Regions from separate parts of the Homo sapiens genome. Here region 2 is linked to region 1. The links are chromatin loops, found by intact Hi-C in ENCODE. Cell type or tissue: gastrocnemius medialis. All regions are shown on one strand. Each heading gives the region's core, and the rest is flanking DNA. Links, peaks and the distances in the headings are about the cores only.

Region 1 (8,356 bases), core at 2,718-5,217:
TGTGCCTGTGCATGTGTGAATGTGTGTGCATGCATGAATGTGTGTGCGTGTGTGCATATGCACACAAGAATGTGTGTGTGCATGTGTGCATGTCCATGCTGAATGTGTGTGCACATGTGCATGTGTGAATGTATGTGTGCTTGTGTGTGCATGTGCATGTGAATGTGTGTGTGCATGTGCATGTATGAATGTGTGTGCTCGTGGGTGCATGTGCATGTGTCAATGTGTGAGTGTGTCTGCATATGCATGCATGAATGTGTGTGTGCATGTGAGTGTGTGTGTGCGTGTGTGAGTGTGTGTGCATATGCATGCATGAATGTGCGTGTGCATGTGTGCATATGCATGTGTGGATGTGTGAGTGTATGTGCACATGTGTGCATGTGCATGTGTGAATGTGTGTGCATGGGTGAGGAAGCAGGCCATTTGTCCTTCAGGGTTTCCCATGGCCTGGACCTCGCTGGCTGCACCTCTGTGGGGGGCTCCTGTGCTTTTCCACCAGGAGGGGCACCCTGTGGGGTTGTCTCTCCCTGTGATATTAACTGCAACAGATGGTCAACAATAGATTCATTAATTCAGCATTTGGTCCTACACTAGTGGGCCTGAAAAGCTTCCTCTTGGAGATGCAGGAGAAGGACAAGGCAGGCTCCTGTGTCCTCTTACTTCTCTCTCCCAAAACTCCGCTTCTCCAGACCTGCCCCAAGGGGTGCAATCAGAATGGTTCTCTTCTGCCCCAGCCCTCAGGGCCCCGCTTTTGGTGGGTCCTGGTGCCCCACCCTGTAGAGGCTAGATCCCTGCGGAATGAAGAATGAGGAAATTGATGAGACAGCAGCTGCCATCTCTGCAGTCCTCCTTCCAGGTAACAGCCCAGGTGCTGGGTCAGGCCAGGAGGGGAAATGCCTTAAGGCAGCGAAGCTTTCTCAGCATCCTCAACTCAGGTGGCCTGACTGCTTGGTGACAGGAGTTGAGGATGGAACAAACCATCCTGATGGTGGCCCCTGAATAAAGACTTCTGGGCCACAAGGGAACAAGGATGTGTTGAGTGACAGCATGGTTCCTCAGGCAGACCCGGGTCCAGACACCAACTGCACCACCTAATCGGCTGTGTGCCATTGAGGACATTACTCCTGTCCCTGTCATAGGCTGATAATGCCCCCCAGAGACACCAGGTCCCCATTGCTGGTACCTGTCAACCTTACCTTATTGGAAAAGGGTCTTTGCAGATGTGATTAAGTTAAAGCTTTTGACATGGGGACTGTCCCAGATGGTCCAGGTGGGCCCTAAATGTGGTGGGAAATGTCCTCATAAGAAAGGTAGAGGGACATTTTACACAAGGAGAAGACCACGCGAAGACGGAGTGGAAGAAGATTGAAAGACGCTGGCCATGCAGATTGGAGTGATGCAGCAACAAGCCAAGGTAAGCTGGCAGCCACAGGAGCTGGAAGAAGCAAGACTCCACTCTAGAGCCCCTGGATCCCTGATTTCAGAGTTCTCCAGAACTGGGAGAGAATACATTTCTGCTGTTCTAAGCCACCAAGCTTGTGGTAATGTGTTACAACAGCCACGGGAAACTAACTCATGCTGTATGCCTCAGTTTCCTCCTCTGCAGAATGTACAGTGGGCCCCTATGGTGGGGGAGAAAACCTAGTGGGAGGCTAGGAGGTGGTAGCTAGCAGGAACCCAGCCCTCCAAACTTGCCCACCTCCTCTCTTCACCCTCACAGTTGCAAGGTTTGTCCCAGTGGCCTTTGGTACAATGTGACCCACCTTCCTGGCCATGGTTGATGGTCCGAGGAGGTAAGCCAGAGTTCATCTGATTGACTCGGTGTCTCCCCAAGTGGCCAGGCCTGCAGCAAGCCTCCTCAGCCTTCCAAAGACACCCTGTTTTATGCCATGTGGGCCAGAGGCGTGGAGAAACCAGCAAAGGGAGAGAGGGGGAGAGGACACTGAAAGAAGGGCCAGGGAACAGGCAGTGTGCCCTTCCCCTGAGATGTGGCCTGGGGGTGCTGGGAGAGGTCCCATGGTTCCCCAGGCAGGTGCTGGGCGAGTTAGGTGAGCCTGCCTCAGGCCCTGCAACACGTCTCACTTGGAACCCCTGTCCAAGGCCATGGTCTACACCTGCACTGCCTGTCATCACAGCGAGGCCCCTTTCCTCTTTGGAGTATGTCTTCTCTGTGAGGGGAGATTGGTGCCCGTTGGATTGCTGCAGCATCCCTAGCACCTCGCACACAGTAGGTGCACAATACGTATTTGCCAAGAGGATAAATGAGTGAACAGAAAGATCTGGAGTGAAAATGGACAGTCTGAGGAGAGCGTCTGGCAGAAGCTTGTTTGACAAGAACATCACTTAGGGAGGCATTGGGTTCAGCGTTCAAGATTGTCATGTCACCTTGAATCCTCAGACCTGCCCTTGGTGCCACTGTACTGGTTCCAAGATCTGCGTCCAAGAAAGGTGAGGTCCTCTGCCCAAGACTGGCTGGCTTTTAACACACAGCTGGTCCTCAGCCTCAGCCTGTGACCCCACCTGCCTTGGAGCTCAGCGGAGTCTTCTGATGGAGATGGGAGACAAATACAGCGAGAGTGGTCCGGAACGTGGGCACCTCTCTACTCATGCTCATGGCTACCTTGTCTGTTTCCTTGGATGGACTGGCTCGGAAACACAGGTGGCATGAGAGAGGCGGCAGGACTGGAGGAGCCACGCTGCCTGGGGCCCTCCCCTGTGGCCGGTCCAGGGAGGAATAGCTCCAGGAGGGAGCCTCGTGGTGGCAGCTGAGGGCCAAATGAGCAGGTCAGTTCTTCGAGCACGTGTGACTATTGGAACAGAGCAACGACCTAAGGTTTAAGCCTTAAAAAGGGCATTGAAGTTAAGGGACTAGACACAGCAGCCCAAGAAGGGACCTGTTATCCACGGCACCACTCACCGTCCGGCTGACCGAGTAATGTTTGGAGACAAGAGAGGTCCCCAAGTGGGGAGGGTGTGGGTGGGACCAGGGCTCCCCAGCCTGTCCCTGCCCTCTCCATCCGACCTGGCTCTTCCCAAACCCCTGTTCCCCCAAATATGCCATCCTGATGCCCGCATGTGATACGCCGGCTCTCCATCTGCCTCTGGAGCAGTACTGGAGCAGAGCTCAGGGGGAGTCTGTCCTGTTCCTCTGCACACAGCACCCCAAGACTTTGCAGGGAAAACTTGTCACAAGGCTCAGATTCCCGTCCCCTCTCGGGCTCAGATTCCTGATCCAGGAACCCGCATTTGTTAAACGTGTGTGGTCACGACATAGGGACTATAATTTTTTTTCTTTTTTCTTTCTTTCTTTTTTTTTTTTTTTTTTTTGAGACGGGGTCTCCCTCTGTCGCCCAGCCTGGAGTGCAATGATGTGATCTCCGCTCAGAACAACCTCCGCCTCCGGGGCTCAGGTGATTCTCCTGCCTCAGCCTCCCGAGTAGCTGGGATTACAGGCTCCCGCCACCACGCCCGGCTAATTTTTGTGTTTTTGGTAGAGACACGGTTTATTCATATTGGCCAGGCTTGTCTCGAACTCCTGACCTCAGGTGATCCACACGGCTCGGCCCCTCAAAGTGCTGGGATTACAGGCGTGAGCCGCTGCGCCCGGCCGGGACTATACTTTTTTTAGAGTCCTTATTTTATAGAGTTCGGAACTGAGATATTTTCAGATGCAATGATGGATCGTCTGGGATTTGCTTTTAGAGAGAAACAGGCGGCGGGGCTCCGCTGGAGGTGTAAGAGAACCTGGACTGGCTTCTTCGTTACATCCGGTCTGCTTTTGAATGTATTTGAATTCTTTTGGAAACCATTTCCCGCCCCTCGGAGACTCTGAGGGAGGGGCGGGAGACCCAGGACCCTGGCCGGGTTGGGTTTGGCGTTGGCTGGCGGGCACCGGGGCTGGCAGGCGCAGGGGCTGCGGCTGGGCGGGCTCTGGCGCCACCTGGCGGCCGTCGCGGGACCGACGCCCCTTGGAGCGCCCCCGGGCCCGCGGAATCAGCCGCTGAGCAGCAGCCGGGAAGGGGCGAGGGAGCCCCACTCCATGCCAGGCACTGGCTCACGCCTGCTGCCCTGACCCTGGAGGCCCCTTCAGCGCAGCACCCCAGCCAACTGCGCTCTCCCAGGGTCCACCTCGGATTCTCACCCCCTACTCCCGTCAGAGGCCACTTGGCCCCGACAGTCCTCTGTGTGGATGACAGGTCACGACTTGACGATGGCGGGGTCCTCCTGCTGGGTGGGAGTGGGCGCGCCTGCGCGTACGGCACGGCCAAGCAACTCGCTAGGGCCCTGCTTTTTGTAATTTCAACCAAGTTACACCGTTTCAACAAGAGCTTTGTGTAGTAAGTTTCTTTCTTTCTTTCTTTCTATCTTTTTTTTTTTGAGGCAGAGTCTCGCTCTGTCGCCCAGGCTGGAGTGCAGTGGCGCGATCTCGGCTCACTGCAACCTCCAGCTCCTGGGTTCAAATGATTCTCCTGCCTCAGCCTCCCGAGTAGCTGGGATTACAGGCGCGCACCACCACGCCCAACTAATTTTTGTATTTTTAGTAGAGACGGGGTTTCGCCATATTGGCCAGGCTGGCCTCAAACTCCTGACCTCAGGTGATCTGCCCGCCTCAGCTTCCCAAAGTGCTGGGATTACAGGCGTGAGCCACTGCACCCGCCTTTTTTTTTTTTTTTTATATGAAGGACACCCGGCAGTGGCTCTCAGTGGGTCCCGGTGCTGGCGGGAGCGTGGGGGGAGCAGGCTCTGTCTGCGTGCGTCTTTTAGGGGTCCTAGGGCTGACTCCACCTGAGAACCCCGTCCGGGGCTGTGTTAAGCACCTTTTGTAGAACTGTATTTTTATTAAAACATCAAGGCCGGGCGCAGTGGCTCATGCCTGTAATCTCACCACTTTGGGAGGCCAAGGCGGGCGGATCACGAGGTTAGGAGATCGAGACTATCCTGGCTAACACGGTAAAACCCGTCTCTACTAAAAATACGAAAAATTAGCCCGGCTTGGTGGCAAGTGCCTGTAGTTCCAGCTACTCGGGAGGCTGAAGCAGGAGAATGGCGTGAACCCAGGAGGCGGAGCTTGCAGTGAGCTGAGATCGCGCCACTGCACTCCAGCCCGGGCGACAGACAGAGCGAGACTCCGTCTCAAAAAAAAAAAAAAAAAAAAATCAAATCCGTGTTCCTGTAAAACAAACAAACAAACAAACAAAAAGTTACACAGTTTAGAATCACGCTGTTACAGGAGATGTCTGAAAAAAAGCAGTTCCCACCTCCCACTTCCTGTCCTCCACAGCGGGGCTCTTAGCTCTTCCAGCTGATTCTCTTCTGTTTTGCCTCCATGTCTCTAAACAACAGATTTCCATCGTTAGCGTTTCCTACTGGCTACGGAAGAGGAGGACTTAACTCCTCCTCACACCCACCCCACCCCTCCTACCTCCTCATCCGCCACTGAATTCTTACCTTGGGTCAGATGGATGTTGATGGGTTAGGTAACTACTGTTCACAAATGAGCGGTGGACTATATATTAGGACTATTTTTCCTTTCTGCCACCTTTTTCTTTTCTCTGGATTTACTGATTGTCTTGAACTTCCTTTCACTTAGTTCTCCAGATGTTTATGGCTATTTTATCACCAAATTCTTCCCCAGCTGTGTAACTCTCCTTTTGATAAATTCCTGTCCGATAGTCTGTTCATTTCAGTGTTTTGAAGAACTCTTTCCCGGGGCTTCTGCCCTGCAGCCCAGAGAGGCCCTTGCCTCCCTCTTGGTTGGCCGACCCTGGTTCCTGGATCGTTTTTCTTGTTTCTTCCTTTATTCTCCCATTTTAATTGAGTACGTCCTTCCATAGCTTCCTGAAAAAAGATGCTTGAGAGGTAAAGTTTTGAGAGCTTGTATATCTGACCCTGTTTTTATTTTACCGTAACACTTGCTTGGTAGCTTAGCTGGGTATGTAATTGTTATCCGGGTATCAGTTTCCCTCAGTTTTGGTTTTTGATTTTAGAGACAAGATCTCACTCTGTTGCCCAGGATGGAGTGCAGTGTTGCTCACAGCTTTGCAATCTTGAACTCCTGGGCTCAAGCAGTCCTCCCACCTCAGCCTCCCAAGAAGCTGGGACCACAGGTGTGCACCAGCACACCTGGCTAATTTTCTAAACTTTTTTTTTTTTTTTTTTTTTTTTTGAGATTGGGTGCCTTACTTTGCTTCCCAAGCCAGTCTTGAACTCCTGGCTTCAAGTGATCCTCCCACCTTGGCCTCCCAAAGTGTTGGGATTACAGGCATGAGCCACTTCACCCAGCCCCCTCAGAGTGTTGAAGGCATGGCTACCTTCTAGTGTTGTAGATGAGAAGTCTGAGGCCACTCTTATCCTTCAGCCTTCCTATTACATCTATCTATATGTAGGATTGGAAGCTTGTAGAGTCTTCTCTGTGCCCTCAATATCCCCAGAGTTCATGACAGTGTGCTTTGAATGGGCCTAATTTTACATTGTACAGAGTATTTGGGGCATTCTTTCAATATGTATTTCATAACTTTCAACTCTGAGAATTCAGGAGAGAAATTAGAAGTAGAAGATAAATCCAGGATGTCCAAGTTGGAGTTTTGGGAAAACGAGTATATAATAGGAAGGAAGTTATTTGTAAACATACATGAAAATTTCCCAGAACTGAATATCCTGTCTGCAGATTGAAAACTCTGGTAGCATTTAACACGGTGAGTGAAATGACACCCACAGCAAGGCACGTGGTGGTGGCATTTTGTGGTTTGTATGTTTGAAGCTGTGTTTAAATATCACATAGAATATGATTTGAACTTCAATATACAGTCCAGGCAATAAGTATTGTGGCTGAGATGGAGGAGAAGTTGATACTGTTTGGCTGCATCAAGATACATTCAGGAGTGCTGGGCGCAGTGGCTCACACCTATAATCCCGACACTTGAGGAGGTCAAGGCAGGCGGATCCCTTGAGCCCAGGAGTTCGAGACAAGCCTGGGCATCATGGTGAAATCTTGTCTCTACAAAAAAAAAAAAAAAATTAGTGTGCATCTGCCATTCCAGCTACTCGGGAGGCTGAGGTGGGAAGATCACTTGAGCCCGGGAGGTGGAGGTTGCAGTGAGCTGAGATCACACCACTGCACTACAGCAGCCCGGGTGATAGAACAAGACCCTGCCAAAAAAATATAAAAAATGTATCCAGGAAGGCTTCATGGAGATGAAACTTCATCTGGTTTGTAAAAGATGGACAGACAGCAGGGCTGGAATCTCTCAGGGGCAGGAAACACTGAGCTTGTAATGACCCCCGAGGTGTGTGGGTGACTGTGCCCTGGGTCAGGTGATGGGGCTGGCCCAATACTCAAGATAAGGGCTGACGTACAGAAGGTATCCCTATTGTGAAGGCTGGTTGAGCCACCCTCTGCTCCTAATCTGAGACATCCCATGGAGAAAACAATGGCCTCACTGTATTCACCTAAGCCCAATCACAGCCAAGAGGCTTGAGCAGCTGAGGCCCACCAGGTAAAGATCGAAAGACCAATAAGCAGGTAAAGGTAGGGACACATCCTGCTTCCTCCAGGGAACTGAAGGGTGGAGGGTCCTGCTGTATAGGTCCCCTTGTGGGGATTCACCAAGCCCTCCCTGTGTTCCCCATAGAGTCGGAATCATGGCACCAGAAGGGACCTTAGAGCCACCCAACTTCTGAGCAAAGGCCAGAGGGAGGTGGGATTGGCCCAAGGTCCCGCTGCTCATTGGTGACAGGGCTGGGTTTAGAACCCATGTTTCTAGACCCTCACTCCCTTTGTCCTCATGGGGAGGGGCAGCCTTTCAGGAATAAACACTCAAAGACATTCATCTGCAGGTCATCTGCACTCAGCTCGGGGGCATCGCAGGGCGTCCGGTTGTGGGAAAGGGGACAGTGGGCCAGAGGGGAGGGGTTGCCATTTGCAGTTTGACTCAGGATCTGCATTTTGAGCTCCTGTTGAAGATGGAATTGCTCAGGGTCATTACGCATGCTCTCCAAATGTTCACATCTCCCTGTTCTGTATTTTCTGGGTCAGGGTCCTCAGGACTGTCCCCTGCCTGAGGGCCCTGAGCAGCCCTGGGGGCAGACGCCTCCCAGAGAGACACAGAGCCAGGTTCTGTTCAGAAACGCCTTGGGCTTCCAGTTTTGCATAAAGTTTGCTGGTAAGTGAGGCTGGCAGCACTTCTGAGGCTGGAGTCAGCTCCGTGGAGGCAGGGCCCTCATCTTATTCATCCCACCTCCCCTCAGAGGCTGGCACAGTGCTTAATACACAGAATGGGCCAAATACCCTTGTGGAGAGTAGCCGGCTCTTATGGGTTAAGTTGTGTCCCCCAAAAGATGCCAAAGTCTTAACCCC
Region 2 (6,068 bases), core at 3,102-5,601, 400 kb before region 1:
AAGACCAGCCTAGCCAACATGGTGAAACCCCTTCTCTACAAAAATACAAAAATTAGCAGGGCATGGTGACATGTGCCGGTAGTCCCAGCTACTCAGGAGGCTGAGACAGGAGATCACTTGAACCCAGGAGGCAGAGGTTGCAGTGAACTGAAATTGTGCCACTGCCCTCCAGCCTGGGCAACAAAGCGAGACTCCATCTCAAAACAAAACAAACAAAAAAAAACCTTGAATGGATGAGGTGTTGCTTCTTATGAATGAGCAAAGAAAACAGTTTCTTCTTTCTTTTTTATTTTCTTTTTTGAGACAGAGTCTTGCTCTGTTGCCCAGGCTGGAGTGCAGTGATGTAATCATGAATCACTGCAGCCTCAAGCTCCTCAAGTAATCCTCCCACCTCAGCCTCCAAAATAGCTAGAACAAGTGAATGCTACCATGCCTGGTTCTTTTTCTTTCTTTTTTTTTTTTATATATAGGCAGGGTCTCACTATGTCGCCCAGGCTGGTCTCAAAGTCCTGGCCTCAAGTGATCCTTCCACCTAGGCCTGGGATGATTCCAGGCTGGGATTACAGACATGAGCCACCACATCCTGCCTGTTTCCTTAGATGGAATATACTCCTGGTAAAGACGCTGTAAACATTGTTGAAACGACAACAAAAAAATTAGAATATGACATAAACTTGGTTGATAAAGCAGCAGCAGGGTTTGAGAGAATTGACTCCAATTTTGAAAGAAGTTCTACCTTGGGTAAAATGCTACCAAACAGCATTGCATGCTACAAGGCAATATATTATGAAAGGACAGTCCATTGATGTGGCAAAATTCATTGTTTTCTTGTTTTAAGAAATTGCCACAGCCACCCCAGCCTTCAGGAACCACCACCCTGATCAGTCAGCAGCCACCAACACCAAGGCAGAACCCTCCACCAGGAAAAAGATGATGACTCACTGAACGCTCAGATGATTGTTAGCATTTTTTTGCAATAAAGATTTTTTTAATTTAAAGTATGTACATTGTATTTTTGACATAATGCTATTGAACACTTAATAGGCCACAGTATAATATAAACATAACTTTTATATGCACTGGAAAACCAGTGGATTTTTATAACTCACTTTATTGCAATATTTGCTTTATTGCGGGGTCTGAAAGTGAACCCACAATATTTCCAAGGTGTGTCTGCACCTGTTGTGGGTTGAACTGTGTCCTCCAAAAAGATATATTGAAGTTCTAACCCTTGGTACCTATCACTGTGACCTTATTTGGAAACAGGTCTTTGCAGATGTGATCAGTTAAGACGAGGTCACGCTAGAGTAGCGTGGACCCTAATCCAATGGCCAGTGTCCTTATAAGAAGAAGAGAAGACACAGAGAGACACATACACACTCAAAGAAGAAGCCCATATGCAGACAGAGGCAGAGATTGCAGTGATGCTTTCACAAACCATGAAACACCTGGGGCTACCAGAAGCCAGATGGATAAGGAAGCATGCTCCCCTAGAGGTTGCAGAAGGAGCGTGGCCCTACCAACACCTTGATTTTGACCTTCTGGCCTCCAGAACCATGAAAGAATACATTTCTGTTGTTTTGAGTCACCCAGTTTATGCACCTTGTGGTGGTGGCCACAGGAATCCAGTAACACCCCCTTCTAAGAGGGCAGCCAGGCAGACGAGGAGAACTATGCAGTTAGAGGCTGTGGGGTGGACAGCAGGGGACAGGTCATCAGGGCACTGTGCAGGTCCAGGTCCATGATGCTCGGAAGAACACACACCTGCATCCAGCAGAAGAGCCAGTGTTGCATATCAGCCACCCAGAGCCCAAGGGTCCATGTAAGCAAAAATGGCCACGCCAGTGGGGCCACTTTTCCTCCAAGCCCCCTCCCCTCCATCCTGGCCCCAGGAGCATCAGCAGGTGTGGGAGAGGAAGAGAGGAGGGGACGGCCAGACCTGCCCCTCCCCAGGGTAGGAGCCTTGGACCTGGGGTCCAGCAGAGCTGGGAGGAGAGGCAAAACTGAACTGGATGTCAGATGTTGGTTGAACTTGACAGACCTGTTTCACACACAAACACAATCAAAAAACTATGGTGGGATCTGCGCCAGCCTGATTAAGGTGGGGAAGGAAGATCCAGCAAGACACACGGGTTGGGAATCAGGGACTGCTGGGAGACTTAGCACGGAGACACTGGACTTCAGGGAACTGGAAGCTGGGAGGATGGGTGAACTAAGAGATAAACAGGGTGGGTACTCCAGAGACAGCAATGCCCAGAGAGGCAGGGGCAGAGGGAGGGCGTGGAGTTCCCAGACCCTGCAGCCGGGTCACCAGTGGAAGCTGGGAGCCCTGGGGGCCTGTCTGTCGCAGCTGGAGAGAAAGGGAGAGAAGGTCCAGCCCCCTCTGTCTCATGCTCAGGCCTCCCATGGGTGGAACCTGGAAGTGTGGGAGATACCACTTGCAGGGGTCTGTCCCCACAAGACATGGCAGAGGAGGGAGAGGACAAGTGTAGAGTCTCAGGACAACAGATCCAGGACCAGCACCGCATGTAGAAAGGCAGTGAAAGGAAAGGGGGAGACCTCCACTTCGGCCCTGCCCCCTCCCTATCTAGCTCCGACTGGTCGGCAAACTGGTTCCCAGCCATGCAGCCCCAGGAAATGGCATTGATGGTGCTTGGACCCAAAGTCATGTCTGTGGGGTTCATCTCCTGGAGGAGGATCCCTGGCCACACCCCTTGGGGTGGACAGATCCCTCTCCCTGGAAATTCCCCTTTGGGGTAGGCAGATCCCTCCATCTAGCAATTTGCAGTTCACAGACCCCAGAATGCAGGGCCAGAGACAGGGACACTCCCAGAGTTACCCGGGACATCCCTGTATGTGTTTGGTTGTGGATCAGAGGAGGGAGAGGCTTGTTCAACACACAGCCACCTGCCCCTCACCAGAGACAGAGACCCTGGGGCTGGGGAGGAATCCAGTCCATTCGCTCCAGACACCCACCCCAGGCTCAGGAACAGTGCAGAAGAGAGACAGGGGCTGGCTCCGAGTGAGAGAGACACCCGCCATTCCCAAACCCTCTTTGCGGAGGACCACGAAGAACCCACCAAGCAGTGTAAGGAAAGAAGAAAACAAACAAGGACTTATGACCCGGGCCCACCTCTCACTCCAGCCCCAAGTCACTTCCCCTTCATGTAAAGCAGGTGTTATTTTGTTTGCGGCTCTTCAGCTGCCAGGTGGGGATGCAAATGAGAAAAGCTGAGACTCAGTTGTTTCACAGAAAGAAGAGGAAACCAGAAGATGTCGGGACACCAGAGCCTGTTGCTTTTCGAGGCCTTTTAGGATAGGGTAGCAATTGAAGGTGGCCTCAGAAAAGGATGATTGGGAAAGGGGGAGGTAACTGAGGTCCCCTCACCTAGCCTGGGGGCCCCTTCTCTTCACCAACACCTACAAACCCTTGGCCTCAAAACCCAGGCAGTGTTCCGGCCACCTCATGTAGCAAGGGGAGCCTGGAGACAGAGGACGGGCCCCGGGTCACACACAGAGTGGCCAGATTGGGTGGAGACCTGCGTGTCCTGGCACCAGGAGTCTCTCCACGAGCCTCTGCAATTTCTCAAACTTCAGTGAGATGAAGACTCATTTTTGCAACTTGGTCTCTATTTGCTGCACTGTTGGCCATTTCAAGCTTGTACCCGCAGTCAGCAAAAGGAAGTGTTAATAAGCTCGCCCACATAAACCCACTTTGCCCACTGCTCAAACCACCGCAAACCAATTTTTCCAGGCTGCTGCCAGGTTAGGCTCCCTTGGTGTTAATTTCCTGCTCAGTAAAGCAGTGAGTCATCTCCCTCCCTTCTCTCCAGCTCTCACTATTGCTCTGAGACCAGAGTCTGCAGCAGAGGGGTCACATGGAATCCTTTAGTACAGAAGTTCACGACCTGGACGAGGAGACGCAGGGACCGCCAACTGGCTCCTTGGAAACTGCCCGCAGTTGATTCCGAAAACACACCTGAGCCGAGAAGCTCCATGCAATCTGGAATTCCTGGAGTTCTTGTCAGCGTCCACTGCCATGCAGGACTCTGGGGCACTTGGCTTGTCATTGGCTAAAAGATGGGCTGGGTTCGAGGTGCAGATAGCTGCATTTTAGCCGCTGGTGCTGTCTCGCTTGGAGGAATGCTGTCTGCCACGCGACCACCAGGTGGCGCACAACACCTCGCGGCGACTGGACCGGGCACGGCTGCCTCTTATTAATCCCGCGGAGAAAACAGAGGCTGGAAATGCCCCCGGGGTGAGGCTTGACCAAGAACGGCAGACTCAAAATGGCTCCCTGTGGACCAAGTTCAGCTGAATGGAACAGAAAAATGTGTTCACAGCGGCTTCAACAAGAGACAGTCGTGTTTCTCTGTAAACACAGTCCTGAGTGGCTTAGGGGCCCCATGAAGGCCTAGGGCACGCAGCCTCCTTCCTCCTCACGGCCTCCACCTGGGATGTAGCCCCCAGCCTCCTAGTCCACGGTGACTGCCAGAGCTCCAGCCATCTCATACAAGTCAGGCAGTAGGATGGAGGAGGGGACAGAGAAGGGTATGGCTACCTTCACTGTGCTTTGCCGGAATTCACAGACATCACTTGTCTTACAACTCATTGGCCAAGCCTTAGCCATGGAGGCTGGGGGTGGGCTCTTTTGCTGGGCTTTGCCACCCCCAAGTAATTTCAGGCTTTAGTTTAGAAGAAGAATATGAGGATGGCTATCTCACGGCGACGTCAGCCACATGTGAATATGCGCCACTGGAGTTCCCCTGCGCCAACCCAGCATATTTCCCATTCCCTGGAAACCTCAATAACTGGGGCTCACTTCCTGCCTGCCCCTTAACCGATTTGACTCCCAAATATATGTCCCATGTCCATATTCTTCTCTTACACGCCAAGACCTGTACCTCTACCTAAACGTCCTGTGAGAACCTCACACTCCACATGTCTAAGCCGGTTTATCACCTCCTCTATCCCCTGCACAGGCCAGCCCTTCCTCCTGTGCTCCCCAGCCCAGGGTCTATCATCATGTCCCTTGACCCAAGCCAAGAACCGAGAGCCTAGGCACCTGCTTCCCTCCACACAGCCCCTCTGCCATCTACCCGTGAGTCCCACCTTCCCAGCATTTCCTGAATTCGTTCCATCTTTCCTTTCCCCATGATGACTTACTGCTCATCACCCTGAGACCCCAGTCTCGCCTCCATCAGACCAACCTCAACGCGGCTTCCAGAGGGGTTGCTCTGAAATCCAGATCAAACCCTGTCACCCTTCTGATTGAAGCCTCCATGGCTCCCAAAATTTTCAACGTGATTTATCAAGACCTTGAGAATCTGACCCATCCCTACATCCTCCACGTATCAGTTAGCATGGGGTAAGCATTTAACATGTGCACAAACCAGGCAGTGACTCCCTCCGTCCTCACAGCTCCTCTCTGAGGTGGCGGGTGACAGTCTGGGTTATTATTATTCAGCAAATACTCACACTCCTCCCGTATAGACTCCCCTGCTCATTGATGTTGGACTTGACCACCTGACGTGTTTTGGCCCTGGGGCTGTTGGAGGATGGAACTAGCAGAAGCACTCCATGCGCCCACATGGCCTGGCTCCTTCTTTCCACTCCAGAAGTCCAGGGTAAGAAGAGCTTCCTCCAGAGAGCCTCTGCTGTGCCCCAGGACAAACTTGGTGCAACCACCTGAACTTGCGTCAAACCCAGGCTACCTACAGCCTAAGGCAGGGCCGTCCAGCCACACCTATCCTGGATCAGCCAAATTATAGCCATCTGAGACCTGTGAGTATGAGAGTAATTAACACTGGTTGTCATAATGCACTGAGTTTGAGAGCTGTTTGTTATTATGATTATTATTTTAGAGACAGAGTCTCTCTCTGTCTTCCAGGATGGAGTGCAGTGGTGCAATCACAGGTCACTCCTGCAGCCTTGAACTCCTGGGCTCAAGCAGTTCTCCCACCTCAGCCTCCTAAATATCTGGGACTACAGGTGTGCACCATGCCTGGCTAATTTTTTTTTTAGAGTAGGGGTCTCACTATGTTGCCCAGGCTGGTCTCAAACTCCTG

The links. Peaks named below come from ENCODE experiments on the same cell type or tissue, not always from the same donor. Only the 100,000 strongest peaks of a DNase experiment are listed, where the experiment ranks them.
Region 2: it touches region 1 in a loop (6-fold over the local background); 2 of 110 quality-filtered maps call a loop at or near these places.

Annotation. Positions count from the first base shown.
Region 1 is chr7:151,299,681-151,308,036 of GRCh38, forward strand. No RefSeq gene overlaps it. Among named protein-coding and RNA genes, the nearest start is that of NUB1, 38 kb to the right of the region's middle. RefSeq lists an enhancer at 3,654-4,512 and a silencer at 3,854-4,023. In gastrocnemius medialis, for the core only: a CTCF peak has its summit at 3,955 (motif pointing left); no DNase peak of the experiment used is centred there; H3K4me3 peaks cover 862 bases; H3K27me3 peaks cover 673 bases.
Region 2 is chr7:150,894,491-150,900,558 of GRCh38, forward strand. No RefSeq gene overlaps it. Among named protein-coding and RNA genes, the nearest start is that of AOC1, 45 kb to the left of the region's middle. RefSeq lists an enhancer at 4,031-4,325 and silencers at 4,031-4,191, 4,209-4,268. In gastrocnemius medialis, for the core only: a CTCF peak has its summit at 4,172 (motif pointing right); a DNase peak (open chromatin) is centred at 4,191.